Regions from separate parts of the Homo sapiens genome. Here region 1 is linked to region 2. The links are chromatin contacts, found by Hi-C or POLR2A ChIA-PET in ENCODE. All regions are on one chromosome and are shown on one strand. The core of a region is the stretch at or near the end of the contact, and the rest is flanking DNA. Distances in the headings are between cores, read along the strand shown. Region 1 overlaps LOC105377448 (a long non-coding RNA gene). Region 2 overlaps SLC7A11 (solute carrier family 7 member 11).

Region 1 (2,700 bases), core at 192-2,691, 660 kb after region 2:
CTGTCGCCCAGGCTGGAGTGCAGTGGCGCCATCTCAGCTCACTGGAAGCTCCGCCTCCCGGGTTCCCGCCACTCTCCTGCCTCAGCCTCGTGAGTAGCTGGGACCATAGGCGCCCGCTACCACGCCCGGCTAATTTTTTGTATTTTTAGTAGAGATGGGGTTTCCCCGTGTTAGCCAGGATGGTCTCAATCTCCTGACCTCGTGATTCGCCCGCCTCGGCCTCCCAAAGTGCTGGGATTATAGGCGTGAGCCACCACGCCCAGCCCCAAAAGCTCTTTTTAATTCAGCATTACTCCATTCAAGAAGGCAGTGTCCTTATGGCCTAAACACCCCATCAGGCCCCACCTCTCAACACTGCTGCATTTGGGATTAAGTTTCAAACATATGGTCTTAAGAGGAGACAAACATTCAAACCATAATAACTAGTGCCCTCAGATACACAACCAATTCACAATCCCTGTCTTAGGGACTTCTGTCACCTCAAAAAAAAAAACAATTCTATTACACATTTTCTCATTCTCCATTCTGCAACTCCGGCATCAGACAATCCTTTCGTCCTTTGAACATCAAAATAATGCTTCTCTTATTGCACTTACACTATGCTCGGTATCACAGTTCTGACTAATCTAACACACTGGAATGCAAGCTCTTAGAACCATGTCTTTTCATCCAATTTACCCAGCTATGTTTGATTCAGTTCCGTGTACATAACAGACCCTCAGTAAACATTTTTGGAATTAAGAGAGAGAACTAACCCCTGCATTATCAGCATATTGAACCCAAACCATATCAGGCTGTAAGGGCTATATTTTGACCCAAAATTTAGCCCCCAACCTGATGTAATAATGCCCCATAATATTACTATGTTCTGTACACTTGTATCAACACACAAACATGTACAATTCACTGCCTCAACCTCTTTCCATATATTGTTGAAGAATTCATGGGAGCAAGAGGTTCTCAAAGGTCTCATTCACTCCTGATTTTTTGTCCCTTTTCACAGGACCTGTGGGTATATCATCTCTGACTGGTAGTATTTTAAATTTACCCAGTGGTATTTAAATTTATCTGATAGCATTTTAAATTGATCTAATTTATTTAATTTACTTAGTCTAATTAAACATCATCTCCACCTGATGTTATTTAACTTCACCTAATGGTATTTTAAATTTATCACAGTCTAGAAGTTAATCAGAATCAATAAAATTGGTTTAGGGCAGTGCTTCTCAAAGTGTTGTCCCTGGACCAGCAACAGCATCAGGATACTTGGGAGAAATACAAATTCTCAGAATCAAACCCAAACCTACTGAATCAGAAACTCAGGGAGTGCCTGGCCAGCTTTCATTTTCACAAACCCTGCAGGTGAGTCAGATGCATGCTTGTTTGAGAACCACTGGTGAAGGGATTGAGTGAAATTGTTTCTGGACAAATAAACTGGTAACACAGATGGGAGATAAGAAATTTTTTGATGAAAATGAACTATCCCTGGGTTGTGGTTTGCATAGATTTGCAGGAGACCAGCCGAGATAGCAGATGAATGTAGTGGCTGAGACCTAATTCTCTGATTGGCCAAGGTACAAGATACGCATCTGTTTACTCTGGAACTAAGAGGATAGGGAATGTGTCATAATGTGACACTGTCAGCACACAGAGTTATTTTTAGAGCTAGGTTTTTGCTTCACAAGTAGAAGAAGGATTTAGAATACACTCAGAAGAATACAGTATATAAATGTCTTCCAATTGTGGGTTTTCCCTTCACAATGGTAAATTCAGAAATAAAAAGAGCCGAGTGATTGATTGCACAGTGGCTCACGTAACAGTGGAGACAGCCAGCCTCACCTGCAAGTATTCAAGCATGTTAATTGGTGCCTAGGTGGCTCAGGAGCCTCACCTGATCTGAGATGGCTGCTGGTGGCACACACACTCTCATGTGCAATAGGATTACTTAATTAACCTCTACAACACCAAAGGGCCAAGGCACCCCAGAGCCACTTTTTTGCTGCATAACTACTTCTTATCTTCATTAAGTCTAGTGACAGCTTTCCTAACAGTAGGAAATCATGCCTTAGCCTATGCTTGATGACTCATTACTAAGCCAAGTTAAGCAAAATCTGTGGCTTTCCAAAAAATACAGTAGGGACTGGTAAAAGTTTAAAAATTCATTCTATACAGAGTGCTATTGGCTAAGTTCCTTAATCAAAGGATTTTTCGTGATTTCTTGGAGAATCAAATTGGCTGCGGAGATTTAGCTATCTATTTTAGAGATGTGTAGGAGACATTCGGCAAGAAAGAGTAAGCATAAGAAGATTCAAGGAACTTGCAGGGAGCAAGAATTTTGCACCTACGTTTTCAAAAATCAAGATGTAAGTGAGTACGGTCAGGTCTACAATTGGGAGTCAAAGTGGAGCTCAAATCACAAGTAGCTATATAGGCCAGGTGCGGTGGCTCATGCTTATAATCCTAACACTTTGGGAGAGCAAGGTGGGAAGATCACTTGAGGCTAAGAGTTCAAGACCAGCCTGGGCAAAATAGAAAAACCATGTCTCTACAAAAAATAAGTAAATAAATTTAATTAGCCAGGCATTGTGGCATAGCCCTGTAGTTCCAGCTACTCAGGAGGCTGAGGCAGGAAGATCACTTGAGCTCAGCAGTTCAAGGTTATAGTGAGCTATGATCGCACCACTGCACTCCAGCCTGGGC
Region 2 (2,700 bases), core at 175-2,674:
GTTTAATGACCCCTGCTGTGTACAGATAGATAATATTTCTGTCCTTGAAATCTGTGTTTTACAGATTATTTCTGGCAATACTAACTTAATCTAAAGGTATAATTTTAATGGGAAGTACTTAGGAACTATGGGTATTAGTAAAAGAAGAGAAATATTTACATACTTAGATATTTTGTCCCTCCTCATGTCATTTGTTATTCTGCCTATTTAAAAGGCCAACTCAGCAATATGAGTATGTTATGACAAAGAGATATATGAACATATTTTAAAAGCTTCTAGAATACAAAGGTACTTTCCTCTGTCAACAGACACACACACACAGAGAAAAGTAGTTTTTTTTTTTAAATTAAAGTAACATTTGATTATCCGCTACCTGGGAGCAGAAATTGTGGCTGATTTCATTTTAGATCTCTTTTTATTGCCATTTACCATTCAGTAGCAGTTTGTGGAATAAATAAATTAATATATGAATATTTTATCTGTGCTACTGTAAGATATAAGCTATATTTATATGGAATGATCATGTTCATCATAATGCTAAGCAATGAGCCAAAGTTACACAACTAATACATGGCTGAAGACGGAGTCAAGTCCAACTGTATTAAGCTCCAAAGCCCGCCAGCCTGACAGGCCAGCAGTCAATAAGTAGTACATGCATTTGAATGCTGAGTATGTTGTACACAATATATTGTAACTTTAAACTTTCAATTACTTATTCAAAAATAATTTAATATATGCCAAAAAAAGGGCACTGACCTAAGTAGTATATGGGTTACAAAAAGATCTTATCTTTGTATGCTTGAAATGTTGGCAGTTTTAAAAGGGAAACAAAATATAGACACCTAAAATATTAAGGAAGAATAGAAGGTATCATGCTCAATGCCAAATGTGAAGCAGAGATAGAATTTTCAGAAGAATTTAGAGATGAAAGAAATAACATAAATTAGAATAAACAGGAAATTAATTGTGGGAAAGAAAGGATTTAAGATGACCTTTGAAGAGCAGATAAGATTGAGATAACCAAAAGGAATAGAAGTGCATTCCTGATAGAGGAATTTCAGGAAAGGAAAAAAATACTTATTATTATTTCATTATAACAATTTTAAATAATGCAGAGTGTTTAAAATGAAAAAGCCTTCATGAAGCATATACTACTTTGAAGATCTTTTTTTGGTTAAAAAAAAAAAGACTTCTAACACTGTAAAACTCATGATTAGTGTTGTCAATACTTACTAGCACTGTATTTGGCACTTAGCCATAAAAGCTCACATGAACTCTCAATCACATATGTTTGATAAGTTTGATAAGAGCAAGTTTCCCTAGTAATATCCATTAAATTCTGTAATCAGACTGTGCACATCACATTTTATCAAAGTAGTTAGCCTTAAGGAACTGTGATACTCTGAAATGCTCATATGACATCATAAGCTTCCCACAAAGTCGAAGGAAATTTGCTATTCAGAGTGACTTAGCACTATTCAGTGTGATTTTAAACCAAGACAAGCAGGAATGTAAACACATTGTTACAACAATAAAATCAAAAAAGACTTTTGGAACTGTAGTTCCTAATCTGTTTAATATAAGGAAATGAGTCATTTGACTCTGTCATGCAAACTCTGTTTTTTATGAAGTATAAGACTTGGTGACCAACTAAGTTGTGAGGCACAGAAGTGTCTTGGTCACAATGACTAAGTAAAGTTAAATGCCTTAATGATATAATCTACAATAAGAGAAAACTTCAATATTTAATTTGGTCTAGTTGGTCAAAAGGTATCCAGGTGAATTTTCATGTTCATATTCTTTCAAGTAAGCATCTTTCTCCTGGAAGTGTCAAAGAGAATAGCTGAGGGTCAAAGAAAGGTAGATATTTCTAAAAGTTTGGCATTGCTGGTGAACTGCTTGTCAGTGATAAAATTGCATTAAAAATATCTTAATTCAGAAAGGTACTTTATCACAGGCTTTATATCCTGAGGTAGACATGTTTATCATGTAGTCACATGACATGCATGTGTCTAACCAGTTAAAAATAATCAAGGTGATTCATAAGAATGAATTGGTTTATTTTTTCTTAATTCTTTCTACTATGCTCTTACCGTATTATGAGGAGTTCCACCCAGACTCGTACAAAAGCTGGTAATGGACCAAAGACTTCCAAAATATATGTGTAATGACCTCCAGATTTCTTTATAGTTGTTCCCAATTCAGCATAAGACAAAGCTCCTGTGAAATATTTGTCACAAAATGGTACCAATTTAATACATTTTCAAGACACCCAGCATTAGAATAGATACAATAATGTTTATATGTTGCCTGAGATGTAACTGCCTCCTTTGGTCTGAATGGCATCCTTACTCAAGACAAATAACCATCATCTAATTGCTAAGACCCGCCAAGTTCCTTTTCTAACATCCTCACAGTTGAGATTTAGTGTATTCTATTTGAACACTATAATTTTACTTGAAATGACAAAGATACATGTCTGCAACAATATCATGTGTTCCAGAATTTTGAGCTGAAAACCTGGAAATAGGGGAAAAAGAGGAGAGAGATGTCAATAATATTGACCTATTTTTAGAAGAACACAACCTCACACCAAGACAAGGCATTAGTCCAAATGTTTGAGTTAGCTTTTAAGTTTTTTGAGTTATTTTTTGAGAACCCTTTTAATAAATTATGTTTCTGTGGAAAATCAAAATGAAC

What was found. A loop is a pair of places that touch in the nucleus more often than their neighbours do. ChIA-PET counts read pairs that join two places held with the same protein, here RNA polymerase II (POLR2A). Pooled maps may share reads with other maps.
Region 1: a map of PC-9 shows a loop between it and region 2 (7-fold over the local background). The contact joins two enhancer-like sites. A Hi-C loop is called at or near these places in 1 of 168 maps with a recorded cell type or tissue (PC-9) and 2 of 50 pooled maps. POLR2A ChIA-PET finds 5 or more read pairs at or near these places in 1 of 52 experiments (WTC11).

The regions. Positions count from the first base shown.
Region 1 is chr4:138,896,515-138,899,214 of GRCh38, forward strand. The region is part of intron 2 of LOC105377448 (a long non-coding RNA gene); the gene reads right to left. Among named protein-coding and RNA genes, the nearest start is that of NOCT, 120 kb to the right of the region's middle. Within about 2 kb of position 1,442, at least 3 of the 41 ENCODE cell types and tissues checked have a DNase peak (open chromatin) inside an H3K27ac peak, as active enhancers do; they include PC-9, where a contact is called at or near this core.
Region 2 is chr4:138,234,232-138,236,931 of GRCh38, forward strand. SLC7A11 (solute carrier family 7 member 11) reads right to left here. Exons shown (of 12, transcript NM_014331.4): 2 at 2,094-2,220. Among named protein-coding and RNA genes, the nearest start is that of SLC7A11, 6.8 kb to the right of the region's middle. Within about 2 kb of position 1,425, at least 8 of the 41 ENCODE cell types and tissues checked have a DNase peak (open chromatin) inside an H3K27ac peak, as active enhancers do; they include PC-9, where a contact is called at or near this core.